Regions from separate parts of the Homo sapiens genome. Here region 2 is linked to region 1. Evidence: read pairs that join two places in POLR2A ChIA-PET (ENCODE). Cell type or tissue: PC-9. All regions are shown on one strand. Links, peaks and the distances in the headings refer to the core of each region. The heading gives the core; the rest is flanking DNA. Region 1 overlaps LOC102723480 (a long non-coding RNA gene). Region 2 overlaps BCAR3 (BCAR3 adaptor protein, NSP family member).

What was found. ChIA-PET counts read pairs that join two places held together with the same protein. Peaks named below come from ENCODE experiments on the same cell type or tissue, not always from the same donor. Only the 100,000 strongest peaks of a DNase experiment are listed, where the experiment ranks them.
Region 2: POLR2A ChIA-PET joins it to region 1 with 25 read pairs; 2 of 35 experiments call an interaction of 5 or more read pairs at or near these places.

Annotation. Positions count from the first base shown.
Region 1 is chr1:93,697,967-93,707,230 of GRCh38, forward strand. LOC102723480 (a long non-coding RNA gene) reads left to right here. Exons shown (of 4, transcript XR_947602.3): 4 at 1,170-5,689. It also overlaps a transcript of BCAR3 not described here. Among named protein-coding and RNA genes, the nearest start is that of BCAR3, 21 kb to the left of the region's middle. RefSeq lists enhancers at 3,180-4,379, 3,603-4,513, 5,956-6,035, 6,666-6,815. In PC-9, for the core only: CTCF peaks have their summits at 5,030 and 5,231; DNase peaks (open chromatin) are centred at 3,895, 4,725, 5,875 and 8,255; H3K4me3 peaks cover 997 bases; H3K27ac peaks cover 6,227 bases.
Region 2 is chr1:93,611,049-93,620,312 of GRCh38, forward strand. The region is part of intron 3 of BCAR3 (BCAR3 adaptor protein, NSP family member); the gene reads right to left. Among named protein-coding and RNA genes, the nearest start is that of BCAR3-AS1, 24 kb to the left of the region's middle. RefSeq lists enhancers at 2,446-3,099, 3,100-3,752, 4,406-5,058, 6,366-7,018. In PC-9, for the core only: no CTCF peak of the experiment used is centred there; DNase peaks (open chromatin) are centred at 3,743, 4,183, 6,453, 6,843 and 3 weaker places; H3K4me3 peaks cover 2,417 bases; H3K27ac peaks cover 7,245 bases.

The DNA.
Region 1 (9,264 bases), core at 471-8,470:
AAACTCTGTCTCAAAACAAAAACAAAAACAAAAAAACAAAACAAAGAGAGGGCTAGAAAAGCTGGCACATCCAGGCTACCTTCTGTGTCCTACTGAAAGCCAGCTCTGCTCACAGGAAGGGCTACGGCGGAGGCAGGAGAAGCAAGTTCAGAGGAGGCAGCAGCGGAAGCAGGATGGCCAGTCCTGACCACTGAAGCAGAGCATGGGAAGCAGGACAAGGCAGCTCAGCCAAGGGGGCAACTGGGGGCTGAAATCTAGCCTATGCACCTGTATCACAAGCTGTGTGTCCTGGCGCAGGACTGCATTTGCTGGGGAAAGGGGAGCCTATTTCTAATCTGCAAAAAGGTACCATTTTGGATTGTCACAACCTTGACAGATAAGACACTGGTAGCAGCCATGAGAAAGTTTAGGAGAACATAAAAGGAACCCAGGATCTGGTGATAGATGACAAGGGCTTTGGGATCCCCAAGGACCTTACTGGGTGGGGGCTTAGAATTTCAGCCCATTGAGATGCTTCCCAGGCCTGTGACTGTGCCCTACTCCTCCTTTAACCCCTTCAGGACCATCCCACTCACTCCAAGCCTACCCCAACCACGAGGCCTCCGTGGCCAGAGGAGAGAAGGCAATATACTCATGACTGTGGCCCTGGCCACCTAAACTCCAACAACCCATTCCTGAGTGGGGTGGAGGATACTTGATAAAGAGAGGTGTCCTTAGTCTGCCCTGTGACTGCCACTGTGCTCAGCCTTTAGCATCAACCTTCGCTGCTAAGTCAAGTCTGTGGCCAATCTGTCTGTGGCCTAATGTCAGGTGAAAGGGGGCTGTTGAGTTTTCTCCTTTTGTTTCATTCGTATTTATAGCTTTACCTTAACAGCATCCACTACTGACGACAGCCCACAGGTTCTAACCTGCCCAGGAGCTTCTAGGAAGATTATAGCCTTGTTCTGAAAGCTAACAGCACACAACACAAGGGAATCGTGCCTCCTGCTTTTTTGGCTTGGTACAGAAGGTGGACAGGCAAGTGGAGCACCCTCTTAGGCATAGACAGGGAGGGGATGCAGCGCAGGGGACCTAGCTTTTCTGAACCCCTGCTTTCTGCTGTACATATATGTTCATATTTAATTCTCCAACAACCCTGTAAAACAAGTATCATTATCTCCATTTTACAGATGAAGGAACTGAACCTCAGAGAGAAGAGATAACCCTGGTCGGCCAGTAAACTGTAGAGATCCAATTTGAATTCTCCCCTCTGTCTGGCTCCGACACATGGGGTTTTCTTAACTCACACTGTGTCACCTGCAGAGTGTTTCCCTTCGGGGGAGAGAAACCCAAAATAGTGAAAACGAACAGAAAAAGTTTGAAGAGTTCTGCTTCGGCACTTGAAGCCAATCTCCCTACAGTCTTCTTCCTGTTCATGCTTCCAAGATGCTATCAGGGAGGCTGGGCGCTGGGGACATTTACACTCCTTGCCTCCCCAACCCCAACCTCGAGGATTTCTGTAGGGGTGAAATCACCTCATTAAAGCTGTACCTTGTTGCGGGGGCGGGGGTGGATGGGCAGAAGAACTCATGAGGTGATCATATACCGGCCTCAGTGATTCTCTCCTCCTCCCGGCCCCATGTCTTGTTTTTAAACTCCAGCAAGGAAGAATCTTCTTTCCCTCCAGCCAGCCTTTCAACCCACTGCTCAAACAAAGCATTTTCTCTCAGAGGATGATTGCCAAGACCCACAGTTTAGTTCATGTGGGAGTGGAGAGGGGCCATAAATAATAATAGCCAAGTTTACTGAGTGCTTATTATGTAATAGCCAAGCACTGTTCCAGAGACATTACATATAGACCCATTTCACACACACAGGTGCACACACACACACACACATACACACAGTACAAATGAGGAAACAGACCCAGAGAGGTTGCCCGCCATTTGCCAGCTCTTATGAAGGGACTTGGACAGCCTGGCTCCCAGATGCTGCCCTGCCTCTCAAAGATCATCTCCCCTGGCTACCCCACCCCATTTTACAGGTAAGGCAATGAGCCCAGGGAGGTGAGGGACTTGCCTGGCCAGTCAAGGGCAGAGCTAGTCAAGTTGTCAGATCTTCTGACCAAAAAACCCAAGGCTTTTTCCTCCACCCTGGGGGCTCAGCACACCCAAGACTCCAGGAGTATGCCAATTGCACTTCACCCAGTTCAAAGTTTAGATCCCCCCTAATGCTTTAAACTAGAAAATTCTTTTTTTTTCTTTTGAGACAGGGTCTAGCCTTGTTGCCCACGTTGGAGTGCAGTGGTGTAATCTTGGCTCACTGCAGCCTCCTCCTCCTGAGCTCAAGCCATCCTCCCACCTCAGCCTCCTGAGTAGCTGGGACCACAGGGGCACACCCCTACACCTGGCTAATTTTTATAATTTTGTAGAGATAGTCTCAAACTCCTGAGCTCAAGAGATCTGCCTGCCTCAGCCTTTCAAAGTGCTAGGATTACAGGCATGAGCCACTGCGCCTGGCCTAGGAAATCCTTAAATGCCTATTTATTTGGACATGCCACTGGCAGACATCTGCACTGTACCTGAGCATCCCCGATGGGCTCATAGAATGCTAACTATAGCTTCCACCTATAGGTTAAACAGAGATTCTGCCCCTCTCCCCTCCTTGGCAGATGGATACAAACAGAAGCCAGGAGGAACAGCAGCACCTCACACATCTAGTAGCACTCCGGCAACGACTCTGAATACTCCCTGCAAGGCCGGCAAATATTTTGATAATCTTTCCCCTACAGGATTCTCCTGTGGAGAACAAATGGACACAGTCGGGAGCTGTCTTTCAGCGGAATTCCACAGGAAGAAACATTTCATCAGTGGAGAGGGTTTTGACTCAGGCCTTTTGGGGAGGGAAGCAGATTGCTCTGAGCTACTGCGGAGGGTAGGCTCTGCCCACAGGCGTCTGCCGTCCCCTCAGGACCTAGCGCAGGGCAGGCATGTGGGCACCCTCAGCGGACCTCACCAGGTGGGAGGCAGATGGTGTGCTGTTAAAAGCACAGCCTTCGGGGCAGCCAAACCTGGGTTTTGAGCAGTGGCTCTGCTGCTTGAAGCTGTGTGACCTTGGGCAAATTCCTTCACCTCTCTGCTCCTGTTTCCCCACTGTAAAATGGGCGTAATGAGAATATTTGCCTCTTGGACTGGCCCTTGAGAATTAGACCCAATGATGTCAAAGGAGCATGGAGCACAGGGCCTGCCACACGCAGGCACTGAATAACCACAGCGGTCATCGTGAGGTCCCCACTTGCCTTGAAGGGAGCTGTGTGGCTGAGTTCTCCGCTGTCACTGGTTCCCTTATTGAGCTTGCCTTAGGGGGCCCAAGGCCTCCTTCCAACCCAAAACGTGCCTTCGAGAGGGGCAGAGACCGGCCACCCCACGTGTCTTCCATTGGAATGGAAGTCAGGGTTCACCAGGCTGGGGGAGGGCATTGATGCCCTCATGTGCATCGGTCTGTTGGGCCCTGAGAAAAGCCCTAAAGATGCCTGGCAGGGGACATCTCTTCACAATGACATATTATTATTTTGAAAAAGATGAAGCCGAATTAGCAAGCATTTATAAAAAGTGGAAACAAAATGAAGCCACTGGGACAAAAGAGACACTGCACAGACCAACCACCGTGTGTGATGAGGGGCTGGGCAGGCCCACAGGGGCCTGTTTTATGTGGTGGCCCTCTTTGTCCCCACTCTGCCTGCTTCCCAGGCCTGCCCCTGGGCCTCTCTCCAAGGATGATTCTGTCTCCATTTTTGGTATCTACAGGCCTTGTGGGACTGGGAGGACTGAACTGGGCCCAGCATTCTCCAGGTGACTCACCAGGCAGGCCATGCAGAAAAGCCACTTCCTGCATCCCTGAGTGGCCAGTCATCCTCCTGGTACCTGCCTTAAGAACATGTGAGCCACCCTCAGGGGCAGGGTGGGACTGGGCTGTGCTCCAGGCATGGGCACCACATAGAGAAGGGCTGAGTGAGTGTAGTGGAAGAACCCAGGCCATCCAGGAGCCTGTGGCTTGGGGTGGGGTTGGGGGTGGACACAGTGTTCCTGGTGCTTTCTCCACAAAAGAAACCTCACCTTCCTAAAGCTATCGATCCACCCACTGGCGCTGTGGCAATGAAATTCTCACGGGGGAAAGTCTCAGGGCCAGCATACCTACCCCTGCACACTTCATGCCCCCAAGCACAGCACGCCATTGCAGCAGGCCCCTTCCTGAAGCTGCGCCCCCATGAATACGCCCTGTACCCATTCTGAGAATCAGGTCTGATATTATGGGAAGAAAATGTGTGCCTAGGCATGGCGGGGAGGGGCAAGTTAGGCAGGTCAGGAGGGAGAGTTTTGACAAGAAATCCAAGCACATGGGCCACAGAGGAGTCTTAAAAACAACCTCAGCCCAACTGTCTCCTGACTGTTCCCCCAACTTATCAGCTCAGGCCCAGGTCAGAGGAGGTCCAGGCTGGCCTGGCACAGCAAGTTGAGCCTGGTTCCCAGACCCTGCAGCTGGTTTTGAGCAATGGAAGTGGCAGTGAGTCTGTGCTCATGGAGTTCCTGGGCTCAGGCCCAGGTGGGGGTGGGGATGGGGGTTGGGGGGATGTCCCCTGTCTTCGATTTGACTCTGCTGCTCCAGTCACAGAGCTCTCTCAGAGGCAGACATGAAGCCAAAGCACTTCATTAAGACAGGAGGTCAGATAACAGCCCCAGCCCTCTTTGGAAACCGCACACCGCCCAGTGGCATGGAACAGGCCAGGTCCCAGCCCTCCCAGGAGTGCCAGGCATTGTATTTCAGAACTGAGCTTCAGCTACTCCCACAGGAAGGAGACGACTTGCTCCTACCTTGTTTTTAATTTCCAGAATACTGCAATCCCCTTAGGAAAACTCATGTTTTCATGATAGAATGGCAGCTGCCCACGCATGTCAGAGGCTTCAGACCTGATCCTGATCCTGATCAAGCCTGGAACAGTGATCTCTGGGCAGCAGATGAACAGCCCAGGGACCAGCAAAGAGAGCCTGCCCTCTGTGGTCCAAGGCTGGCCACCGCGGCCTGTGCTAGGCAGAAGAGCTCACAGGTGTGTCCTGCTTTACTTAACTCAAAGACAGCTGCTCAGAAGTTGCCTGGAATTGGAACTGTGATCAGGCCAGGCCCTCCTTAGGTTTCCAGAGGGACTGCTTATCATATATACTACCTGTGTGGTGAGGGGTCTCACTTGAAGACATAAAAAATGCACTCCAAACAGGAAAACAACTTTTAAAAATTATTGACATTTAACGATCAGCTGTGTGTGTATTAGGGATTTTTAAAAAGTGAAACACAGCCAGGCACAGTGGCTCACACCTGTAATCCCAGTACTTTGGGAGGCTGAAGCAGAAGGATGCTTGAAGCAGGAGTTCAAGACCAGCCTGGGAAACAAAGCAAGACTCTGTCTCTATTTAAAAAATTAGCAGGTGTCGTGGTACACTCCTGTAGTCCTACCTACTCGGGAGGCTAAGGCCAGCGGATTGCTTGAGCCTAGGAGTTTGAGGCTGCAGCAAGCTATAATCTTGCCACCACACTCCAGCCTGTGACAGAGCAAAACCCTGTCTCTTAAAAAGAAAAAAAAAAAAAAGAGATAACCCTGCAGGCTTTCAAATTATATACACATATAATGATAATATACTACATTTATATTATGTAATTTGGTTTACAGAGTGCTTCTATATGCCCATTCATTTATTTATCCAACAATATTATTGAGCCCCACAAAGACCCAGATATTCTCCTAGGCACAGGGAGATACAGCGGTGAGCAAGGTGCATAAGGCCCTCTGCCACTTCTGTTGACCTTACTGTCTGGTTGGGGGAGGCAGACAAATGACAAACAACAGACAAATGAATCAGCAAGACAAGTCCAGGGAGTGACGAGTGCACGAGTCAGGTAATGGCTACAGCCAGACTATCTAATACAGGAGCCACATGTGGTTATTTACATTTAAGTCTAAATGAATTAAAATTAAGTGAAATTAAACATTCAGTTATTCACACTAGCCACATTTCAGGTGCTGAATAGCCAATGTGGCTAGTGGTTAGTGGTATATAGGACATTTCCATCATCACAGAAATTGCCATAGGGCAGCACAGGGCTAGTGAGAGACTTAGGACTGATTTGGAATAGGTGGTCAGAGAAGGCCTCTTTGTGGAGGTGCCTTCATTTGGAATCTGAAAATGAGAAGAAACCAGCAGCTCACAGGCCTGAGTGGGAGTGGGTGTGGGCAGACAGTTTCACTCACTCTAGGGCAAAAGTCCACATTTAGACATAAGTTTGGCAAATTTGAGGAACAGAAAGAAGTCTGGTGTGACTGGAGTGTAATGAGGTGGGGGTGGGGAAAGTAGAGACGATGAGGTCAAAAGTAATAATAAAAACAGCTGTGATGGCTGTTGGGTGCTCATTACATGCATCTATAAGGTAGGTACTGCTATTCTCATTTTACGAATGAAAACACAGACACAGAGAAGTAGAGATACTTGGCCAAAGTTACACAGCTAGTGAGGGACAGAGCTAGGATTCCAGCTGGTGCCATAGCCATGGAGCACTTAGCTATTATACTACACTTCACCACATCTCCAGAGTCAGGGGTGCATTATGAATGCCCTGTGAGGAGTGTGGACCCCATCAGGGTGTGAAAGGAAGTCCTTGAAAGTTTTTAGGCAGGAGTGTGGCATGATCTATTGTACTTTTAAGTGATCCATCTGTTCATGGTGGGGAGAATAGATGGTAGAAGGCCAAGTCAGGGGACTGCCTCATTATTCGAGGTAATAACATTACTGTGGCTCCAACTAGGAGAGCAGCAATTCTTCTTCTTTTTAAAAGCCTATCAGACATTGCACTTCTATTTTTCATGGTTTACTTACCTTCAAGGACTATGGCAGGTTTTGTCTTTTTCCTAAGACAAAAGTACACACACATTCCTAAGAGTTAGTTGCTCCAAAACTCAATAGGTACATGTCAGCATGCATTTAGCTGCAGGAAAGCCAGTTTTTGCCAAGCCTTACCTAGTTCTGTTTAAAGCATCTTTTCTATACATTGTTATCAAGTTAGACCAATGATCTTCCTAGACTGGGAGGTCTGACTTGAGCTGGTTCTAGCTCCACCCGGGGTTGTTTCCATGTTTAGGAGAAGGGGGTGGAGTCCTGATCCAGGTGGGAACCCAACTTGTGGGGTTTCTGCGTGGAAAAGAACTTCACGGGCTGGGTGGTATGTAAGCATCTCCATCTCGTGCATTTAGAGTGGCAGGTCTTAGGACTGCAGTAATTGGTCCTCCCTGGACCAATTTACCCTGTGACATTGACTTTGAATGTAGGGTGTATGTGTTCCGGGCTCCCTTGTAAATGCGGAAATAAAGGAAAACTGACAGACCTCCCAGGGAGAGAGCAGGAATGTTATGCCATATAAACCCACTACCAGCCCTGCAAACAACTGCCAAGGTGCTTCAATAAAATATAACTTCCGACCACCTCCAGCCCTAACACTCCCCTGTCAAATGCCAATTGTTTGTTTAGAACTTCTCCTCCCACTAGGGTTAAGAGGAGCAAGGTGGTTCAACTGCAGTTTCCCCTCCAGCCACTGCTCCCTTCTCAGGGTCTGTTTGGGATACAAGTCAAGGTCACAACTCTGTGGTGCTCCCAGCACCTGAAACCCTCCCCACCTTACGGCAGGTTATTCAGCCTCCCTGTGGCTGCCTTTCTTCACCACTGAAATGAGGATAATTATGGTAACCATCATTCTACCTCATAGCACTGTTGTGAGAATTTAATGAGTTAGAATGAATTAAATGTCAGACAGAACAATTATGGTCAGCTATGATATCATATTGTCATTACTGGAAGGGAGAGGATAGGAAAGGAGGTGGCTGAAGCCAAAGCCCGGTCTCAAGGCTGCGATGAATAAGGATCCTAGAGTCACCCAGAAACAACTACGCTGGAGCTTCTGCAGGTTAACAAGAGGATTCTCATACACTCCAGGTACTGCCCCAGAAGTCACTTTGTAGGCTGGATCAACACCACCCCACAGCTCCAGCTGCAGTTTCTGCCCTGCACTCTGGGGCAGAGCAGCAGGGGGCCAGGCCACTTCCTACCTTGCCTCTTCCTCCTTTCTCCAGGCCAGCTTGGGTCAGATGAAGCAGCTCCTGTAGTAGAATGCAAAGGAAAGACCATCTCAGGTGGGTGTGAGGCAATTACAGTAGCTTCAGGGGAGGCAGAGTCACTTGGGTTCTGCCAGTGGGTGAGTAACCTGGACCTCAGCCTGGTTGGATTCAAGTCTACAGCCCCTCCTGGAGTCACCTTCTCTGGGCTGCAGAGCTCACACCGCCCATTCTGCCTAGATGTTTCTTTGCCTGTTGTCTCAGCAGGTTACAATTAATTACAAATAACAGTGACTCACAGGACAGCAGTTCCCTTATTTGCCAGGGAAGTCTTATTAAGATTAAGCTATTCTCCCAGGAAAGAAAGGTCTTTACTTTTCAATAGAGGTAGAGGGAAGCAAGCAGAGGACTGTGATTACAGCACAGACTCTGGAGCCAGATCGTCTGGGTTTGAATCTGGCCCCATCACTTACAAAGAGGTGTGCCCTGGGACAAGCTAGTCAGCCTGTGACTCAGTTTCCTCATCTGCAAAATGGGGATGTAAATAGTACTTACCTCATAAAGTTATTATGAGAGTTAAATGAGTTAATATCTATTTGGAGCTTAGAACTATGCCTGGCACATAGTAAGTGCTTATATAAATGTTTGATAAATAAAAGTCCAATAATGGAGAATTACTTATATAAATCTACATAATTCAATATTACACAGCCATTATAATTTCTATAGCAACATGGGAATCCATTCATGATCTATTACTAAAGTAAACAATATACAGTTTAATAGTATACAGTTTAGGCCGGGCGCAGGGGCTTACGCCTGTAATCCCAGTACTTTGGGATGCAGAGGCGGGTGGATCACGAGGTCAGGAGTTCGAGACCAGCCTGGCCAACATGGTGAAACCCCGTCTCTACTAAAAATACAAAAATTAACCAGGTGTGGTGGCGGGCGCCTGTAATCCCAGCTTCTCGGGAGGCTGAGGAAGGAAAATTGCTTGAACCTGGGAGGCAGAGTTTGCAGTGAGCTGAGATCATGCCATTACACTACAGCCTAGGTGACAACAGCAAGACTCCATCTCAAAAAAACAAAAAAAGTATACAGTTTAAAACAAACTGTATAATATTATTGCTGAA
Region 2 (9,264 bases), core at 581-8,580, 87 kb before region 1:
TTATTGCCCTGCTCACCTCACAGAGCTTATTTTCAGACTCCAGTGAGACAAAGTTGTTGAAGTCTTCATAGCATAGAGAGCTTGTTTTGAGACTCCAATGAGACAAGATGTGAAAGAACTCATACATTTGAAAGTCTTTTGCAAATGTAATGAAGTGATATTATGACCTAATAATATCCTTGTGGTAAGTCTTTGAAGGCAGGAACCATGCCTCAAATCTCATTTATTGCCCCACACCTCCCACAAATCCCTCCCCACCTAACAGAGGGCTTATGCATGGACTTTACATTCAACACCCATTCTACATTCAACACGCATGGACTTTAGAACTTGAATATGTCTGTTAATGTTATGATCTGGAATATCTCCATTACAAGTTTCTTTCCACTGGGCTTAAATAAAACACTTTCGTCTTTTTTCCCCCAGAAAAAAGATCCAGTAGTCTTTTATGTAACGGCTGTCTACTGTGAACCCCTTCGGGATATTAAAGTCATGACCCTCAACATGGCTGGAACATCTTGTATTTGGCCCCAACTCTATGAGGGCCAGCACATCCCTGATCCTTCTCTCCATTTTCGGCCTCCCATTTAATTCCTTTCCAAGGTCTTTATACACAAGTCCGTATGAGGCCTCTAAATACATCCTAAATTCTGTAAGACCGCTGCAAATAAGATCTTACTCTCTAAAAACACCTGTATAATCATTCTCCTATGTAAGGAGGGACCCTCTATATTTTTAGTTTTGTTCCCATACAGCAAACACTATTAATACCATCGTACTTTCTCCAGAGATGATATGGATTAGACCAAATGGAAAGTTACCATGGCTACCGCAGTGTTATTTTTGGTATGAGAAATTCATGCCAAGAGAAGCAGTATACATGGTCAAGAATTGGAGCTTTATTTCCTCTTTGCTATCAGGCAATCAATCCCAATTTAATTTTGAAACTCTAATTGCAACGGAAACTAATTATGAGCAGCAAGATCTGGAACCCCTAATTAAAGTGGGAGTCAATAAAGCGACTCGGCATTATCAACTGGGGCACCACTGGCAGGATGGGGGATTAAGTACAAGCAGATTTCTTTCCCAAGTAACTAGCTAAGCAAAACAAAACAGGGAGACTCATCTTGAGGGTGCAGTTGGTAAACCCTAAGTTGGGACCGAGGGCTACAGTTTCCAGTGAGTGAGCAGCTCAGGCCTTCTCTCTGTGCTATGAAGACTTCGACAAACTGGGAATAGAGTAGAAGTCCAGGCGGAAAGAAGGGTGTTTCTACCACAGTCAACCACCAAGAGTGGCCACGGTGGAGAGATAGAGAGTGCACAAGCTGAAGGACAGCTGGACCCGACTACCCCATATATTAAGTGGCCTTTTCTATATATTATGTAGCCTTGGGGCCGTAACTGCAGACCAACAGGTACCCAAACAGAAACTCATCCCTCAGACCCAGATATTTATAGGCTGACTCCCTCATACACCCAATGCTGAGTTGCACTTCACTGAATTAGCAGAAGTTGGCTTGTGGAAGGACTTCTATTAGAGTGAAACCCACTGCCAATCCCCGAAGTGCACCATACCCTTTGGGACCTCCTAGTCTATCTTGGAAGCTTTAAAATACTGTTAATGGCATGACTTCATCTGCCCCACACTTGAACGATCCATATTTAGGCCAGAAACCACATGGATCTCGCATCACTTCACTGGGCTCCAGGACAGAAAGGGGCTCAAGTCAGGAAGGGAATGCTTCTAACCAATGATTAATTACTCATCCTCTGTCAAATTTCTTGACAAAGGGACAAAAATGAACACTCCTACCAGGGAGCAAAATCAATGGAAACTCACCCTTTTCCCACTCTGTATATTTTTAAACAAAAAGGTTTTCTCCCACTAACAGGTAGTTTTCCTGATTTTTTTAAAAGCGTATTGAGAAGAAAGAAGCAGAACATCATAACCCTGCTGCAGCCTTTTCAAAGGTAATGAATGAGCCAGTCCCACAGGAGAGGGAGCTCTGCTTCAGGGTGGGAAGGATTCCTTGAGAGCTTTCAGAGTCCAATTTCCCAGGAATAAACGAGGTCCGCAGTCAGGCTGGGGCCGACAGGCTTTTTCCAAGGCAGACAAACCCCAAGATCCACGAAAGCCTATATTAATCTTAATTCCTAGTGCGTCACAGGCAGGCAAATAGAACACAGGCCTCATCTTGAATTAGCCAAAGGAGGTTCTCTGAATATTTTCATCAAAATAGTGTATTGACATATTATACAAAGCTCTTGGCACCGGTGTCTTATAACAAATGTTAAAATGTGAGCAGTAAAGACAACAACAGTTCTGAACCCTGAGATGTTTTGAAACCTGGCTGCAATTTGAAAGGAAATATTGTGTGGCTTCTGTACATTATGTACATTATTGATAAGTAATGGACCAGCAGGATAAACAGAGAAAAGGGCTCAGCTACCTTGTGTTCGTTAGAAATGAAGGAAGAGAGACAAAGAGAGAAAGAAGAAAAATAGCTCTGTCCTATTGAGCTACTTTAGTATAAAATTTCAGCCTACAGAGAACTGAAAGTGTCCTGAAAAACAGCTTCAGCCCAAAACAGACAAGGAGCCCTGTTCTGTGCCACTGGGTTCTGCTTCCAGGGGAGGTACACCACTAGGGGCTCTTGAAGACCCATCAGTCAAAGAAAGCACCTCTGTTTTCACAATCAGCAAGCTGCAAACTTTTATCTATTGCCCTTTAGGAAACTCATGCTTTCAGGGTCCCCCAAAAGATTGACAGATGTACTTTATTTCCAAACCAAACCTACCTTGACTCCAATGAAAGACTTGCGGTGATAGAAGCAGCACAGAGCTGCTGAGAGGGCGTGGAAAGCACTGCATTCCTTAGGCATCTTTCGGTCTTCAGTCCCGGGGACCACACACTTTCTTTAGGGTTAAAAGAAAGGGGGCTTCGGACGTTAAAGCCCTAGCCCACCACAGCAGCTGTGCTGTTTCTGCCCAGAAGTCAGGGAAGTCGGCAGCCGGGGGAGTGAGTCGGCTCCTTCTCCCAGGCTAGTCTGGGACTTTTCCCCTCTGCTGAAGCCAATACGATCCACTCGCTCAATTCTCGCAGGCTGGTGTCCAGCCTGCCATGCACACAGTGCCAGAAATTCTCATGTGACCAGACTTGCTTTCTGATGAAATTCTAACCCCTCTTAGAAGAGGCCTTGGGCTTTAGCTGTCCCCTCAATTTAGAGACCAGGCAGAAATCATTAGCAGCCCCTCTCCCCCGACCCAGAATTTCCTTCTGGGGCTGAACTGTACCATGCGACCTGCTCCTAGTGGTTCTGTCTGCTTGTCACTCCAGCACCCAGAGGTTTAAGGAAGCAGGGTAAGTTGTACATTCACACCACCTTGTTATGAACAGAGGCTCCTTTGAGGAAAGGAGGTGGCCTAAAAGTGACTTTCCCTAGGAGAAATACTAGATGTACTAAGTAACCCAGGCAGGATCCCTGTCCTCACTCTCCCAAGCCCACCTCCAGAGCTGTTTATTTTTAATTAAGATGCTCCTGGCAGCCAGTTTGCAGCTGATAACGTTGGCACAGCCATCACTACTGGCAAAGCAATATTGCCTTTTGGTGTTTAATTAGCAAGTCTGTCAGCAAACACCCTGAGCGCCCTATGCCCTCCCACCTGGCTGTGCAACCTGTTGGGAGGATGGGGACTGTGTACCCACTTCTGACTCAACTGTTTGTCCTATACCTTCCTTTAAATCCTTCACTTTAATTACTCATCGCCACTCTGATTACCCACTTTGCGTAACCTAGATCCTGCACACAAACCTCGCATCCAACGCAGCCAAGCAAGGCCCTCCTGGATTCCCTGCGACCTGAGGCCTCTACCCCTACCAAGAGCCACATAACACCTTTAGGGAAAACTAACTGCTTTTCCCTTCATTCCAGTTATAGCGGATGCTCAACGAGTTCTTTTTTTTTTTTTTTTTTTTTAATCAAATCCAGATTTCTGCCTGTAGCTCTTCCTCTCCTATCCTACCGCTCCAAATATTAACTTTTTGTGGCTTCGGCCTCAAATATGGAATGTGTCCTGAAGCTTTCTAAAACTTCACACAGGCAGAAACTTGTAATGAGGAAGAAACAAGATCTATTCAGTCCAGAAAGGAACAATACCAGATGAGGCATGAGGGAGGTATGAGAAATATCCAACGGGATTAGCGTCAAATCCTCGGGAGACCTTGGCCTTTGGACTAGGTCAAGTCTGCCCACAAAAATAGGAAATTGCTCTGGGCCCAGTGAGCAGGTATGGAGAGCCACAGTCTCACACCCACGCAAGGGCAAGGGCCCGGCCTCATCAACGTGTCAACATGGGGATGGAGCTGCTAAGTGAGGCGCTATTGCCACAGCGAGTGTGGGCGATGACTTCCTTTCTGCTTTCCTCCCTCACTCATTCTCCTCTCTGACTCTGGAGGTCTGGTCTGCAGTCTTGACGGCTCCCAGGCCACAGAAAGTCCACCAGAGAACCTAGAAGGAAGCACCAAGGTGGCAGAACTCAGAAGGGTTTTCTGAGCTGGAAGAGCCCTTGAAGACTGTCTGGTCAGTGGGTCCCCACTGTCCTCGAAGGTCCAGTACCGCACCTGTGAGGAAGCGTTTTCTGGCTTGCCCTCATTTCCGTTAGATGGAGTTCAAAGGGTAAGTCCGTGTGAGCAGCCAGGCCCAGGCCCCAGCAGTTCTGTGAGCATGACTCATCAATCAGGCCATTAGCCACCACAGAATGGGCCATTTTCACCTGGTATTCTCCTTGGAGAGCAAATAACGATTCCTTCAAGCTAAAAACCTCCCCAAGAGGCTAGACAGGCACCATCCCAGGCCTGAGAAAAGGGAGGGGGGCAGTGACTGAAATCCTGCACAGAAATTCGTGAGATTAGTCAGCCAAGAGACTCCGAAGCCCAGACACCCTTCCCCCAGAAATCGTGAATGAAATGCATTCCTGAAAGTAATATGCAAATAACTCAGACATGTAAATCACATAGAATTACGAATAAAGTGCTCCACAGCCAGGGTAAAAACAAAACCAAAGACACTTAGGTCACTGTGGTATCACAGCTCTTGTTACCTGAGGTTTTCTCTGTTTATTCTAAGAATATCTCCAAAATACCCAAAGAATTTGTTCCACCGGGATTAAATAATGACTAATCTTATTAGGTAACTGTTTCCTAAGCATCTTTTATTTTTATTTCACACCAAAAATAATTTCTGAAGCAGCACTCAAAGGTTTTAATCAATTTTCTCCTGAAACGGTCAAGGAGAGAGACTAAAATAACGTGTTGTTTTTGTAACTAAAGATGATAATTGCATACATTCTCAAAGTGCCCTTCACTGACTTGTTAAGCTTTTAAACGCTGCCTATTTACGCTGATCAATTCCTCCCATTCTCCCCACAATGATTATTCTAGTTACAAAGAAATAGAGGACCAGACCTGTGTACCACTCAGCAGAGAACAAAGGGCTAGGGACTCCAACCTCAGACTGCAGAATCTGGTATCTGATCACATAGAAACACAAATAGATTTTTTAATGTCTTATAATTAAACCTGTTACTCACACAGCCCCGTGAAAGGGCTGTGACCTGGGGCAGTGGGCCACTTTCTGATGATCTGGTGTGTGGGATTTGGGACTCATCAAATTTGGATACAGGGCTTTCTAAACACCATGCCCCTTTCGGGATAGGGGAGGGCATTTCTAAGGAACTCCCAGGGACTGAGGAAGGGAGGGGCCCAGTCAGGCAGCTCTGAGCTCTGGAAAAGGTCCTACAGGGTGAACTCCCATCCACCGCCCTTCTCTGGCTGCCTGGAAGGCTCACTCCTTTGCACCGAGGGAAACACTTGTGATTAAAGCCATGGCTGGGAAGCCAGGTGGGTCCTTGAAGGAAACCTCTATTACCTCAGGCCAAATGTTGCCCACCCTCTAATTCAAAAAGGGGGTTAAGGCAGGCCGGAGGAAGACCCCTGCATAAGCACTGCCCTCAATGCCAGTTTTTCCTTGGGCAGCCCTAATACTAACCTGCCCTATTTAGTAACCATGGAAACAGGAGCTGCCTGCCAGCCATATTCAGCAGACACATGCTTCCTGTTGGCAGCAGCCCCTCAGCTGAGAAGGGCCAAGAGAGTGAGTGCAGAGTCCTTTTCCCAAAGCACCACGGTCCCTGCTAGAAGATCAGGCTCCCAGTGAGGTAGGCCCTCTCTCCAACAGGGCATGGAGGGAGATGGCAGGAGAAAGATATGCCTGCTAGGTACCTGCTTTTCACTGTTTCAGCACATCTGGAACGTAATACTGCCCATAGCCCCAAACCCTCCCCAAAGCAGCCCAGAATCAGGGCATCAAGCCTTACACTGAGGCACTCTTGGGCTTTGTCAAGCGGCCCCATGGACAGTGACTCTGCCCATGGCTAGAGGACAGTGACTCACCCCAGGCTTCAAGGCCTGGCTTGTTCCTGCCCAAAGGGACATCGGTCAGGGGTGAACACCAGTAATCGTGATCAGAACAGCTCAAAACATCTTGTGGCAACTACTAAGACCCTTTATCCTACTCCCTCTCCCCTAAAGATCAATGCTTTCTGGCTTTTTGCTTCCCCTAAACCCAGGTGATCTGGCTCTTGCTGAACAAAGACAGCTTTAATGAGCCAGGGCATGAGGCTGATGCAACCAGCTCCATCTTTCCTGGTGCCCTGGGAAGTAGGCAATGATTAGCCTGGACCTTGCCCCACTCAGCACCAGCCTGGCGTCACGGTGAGGACAGCCTCTGCAGACTCGGCTCTGTGGAGAGCAGTGTGGCAGGTGCCTGGGAAGCCCTAGGCAGATAAAGGGGCAAGTTGATCCGCAGCCTTGCTTCTCAAGACTTCCCCAGCACCCACCCTATCTCTGCCTGATTCTGAACAAATAAGCCAGCAGCTCACACACCTTCCCACAAAGAGCCAGAGGGCCTGAGGGAGGAGAGCTGGGAAACCAGGGAGGACAGGAGGAAAGGACTTTGTGCAAAAGGTCAGCTCCTCTTCCAGCCAGGCTCAGTAGCTACAGAAGCTGCCAAAGACAGTTCTACACATTTCCCTATATGCAAATCTGATTGATTTCTTGCTCCGAAAGGGAATGCAAACAAGACTTAGTGGGAGGAGGGCAGGCAACAATGCCTGCGCCCTCTGGCCCCCTTTGTGTATTGCTGTGGACAAGACGTTCGCCTGCCCTGGTGAACACAGACAGTACATTTAGGAGTGCGTGCTGTACATATCCTGGTCTAACAGTTTCCCCAGATTCCTCAAGGGGATGAAAGAGTATGGCTGTTAAATGGTCTCTATCCGGAAGCAATATTGATCTGCCTAGCACATAAACAAAGAGACTAAAGTACAGTCTTCACAGCAGATTTCTCTCTGCTGGGCCTTCTGTCTTCCCTTACCAATTTCTGTTTCTCTAACTAGCTATTAAAATTGTATAACTGAGTAATGCGAAGCAAAATTAGGCACTGTGCCCTGTTTTGCTTTCTTACGCTATCACACACAATTCTGCCCCATTCACCTCTCTACCACTACCACCTAGTTCCTGGTGTCACCCCAGAAATCTTATATTACACAAGCTCAATTTTCTGTTTTTAGCGTTCAGGCAAAAAGAAAGAAAAGAAAAAGAAAGAATACATACAGGACATAATCCCAAGCTCTCAAATGGCAGACTCACTATCTGATGATCTTGGCCTTCTCTGAGATTCTATGAAAGTCATGGGCCCTCCTTCTAGAGCAAAAGACACATACTTGCAATGCTTTACAATTAGAACTTGTCCAATCCGCTTTACTATGTTGTTCCGTTTTGCTCTGTTTTAGGCATTTACCAGCCTGAAGCCGTGGGTTTTTTTTTTTTTTGTTTTTTTTTTTTTAATCTGAGACGGAATCTCGCTCTGTCGCCAGGCTGGAGTGCAGTGGCGCGATCTTGGCTCACTGCAACCTCTGCCTCCCAGGTTCGAGCAATTCTCCTGCCTCAGCCTCCCGAGTAGCTGGGACTACAGGCACATGCCACCACGCCAATTTTTTTTTTTTTTTTTTTTGTATTTTAGTAGACACTTGGTTTCACCATGTTGGCCAGGATGGGCTCGATCTCCTGACCTCGTGATCCGCCCACCTCGGCCTCCCAAAGTGCTGGGATTACAGGCGTGAGCCACTGTGCCCAGCCAAAGCCATGGTTTTTAGTTTCTGTCTCTAGTGATAAGTGGAAAAGAGGGATGAGGAAGGGGCTTTACTGGCCCAACCAGAAACAGAAACTAAGAACCCATTCTCCCTCTTGGACACCTCTGCTTCAGGGGATTCTTGTATCCACTAGAAGCCCATCCATATACCCCTTGGAGTCTTATCCATCCAAGATGATTCACCACCTACTTCCCAAGATTCCTTTTCTTCTACACTTACTATGCAAGCAATTACACCTGGAGCAATCACTTACTTCTCCTGCCATCTCAGCTCCTGGGTTTTCTTTGCTGTACACTTTTCTCTTTCCCTTTCCATCCACTTTTGGTAGGCATGAGCTATGTAAGCAACTAATAGGCAACGACCACAAAGCCCTTCAGAGGTCCCTCCCATGCAGAGTGCTGCAGAAATGGGCAGACGGGCATCTGCGAGGCCCTCTGGAGGCCTTACCAGCCAGGAACAGCTGCCTCTCTCCCACCTCCACTGCGCCAGTTCTCTGTCTCACAAGCACCTCTGCAAAATGGCATCTTCCAAAACTGAGCTGTGAGACAGACACCTGCTTGTCTTCAAAATGGCTCTGTAACACACCCTGGAGGTAGGAGGCTAGAGAGCGAGCCAGGATGGGTTCTGGTCTTCACCACTAGCTAGCTGGGTGACTTTGGGGAATTAATTAACTTCTCTGAGCCTTAGTTTCCTCCCCAGACTTACCAAGTTATTGTAAGCATCAAGTGAGATATCACATGGAGGGCCTGGCACCCAACACATAGTAGGCACTCTACAAACATGAGCTTCCTTCCCCCTTCGAAAGAAGGGACAACAAACCCCATCTTCCCCACTGTACTCGCAGGGCACACGCCCACCCACACGCTGGGCTACAGGAACCACGCCTGTAGCCACGAGAAGAGAGTGGACACCCACCCATGCCATGAGCCACTGACCACTGGCTGGCTCCCAGCTGGTATACTTAGGAGCTGGTATAATAAGGAGACTTCTAAAAGCTTTTAGCCTTAAAATATATGTTACTCATTAAATTCTAAAACTGCTTATTCAAATACC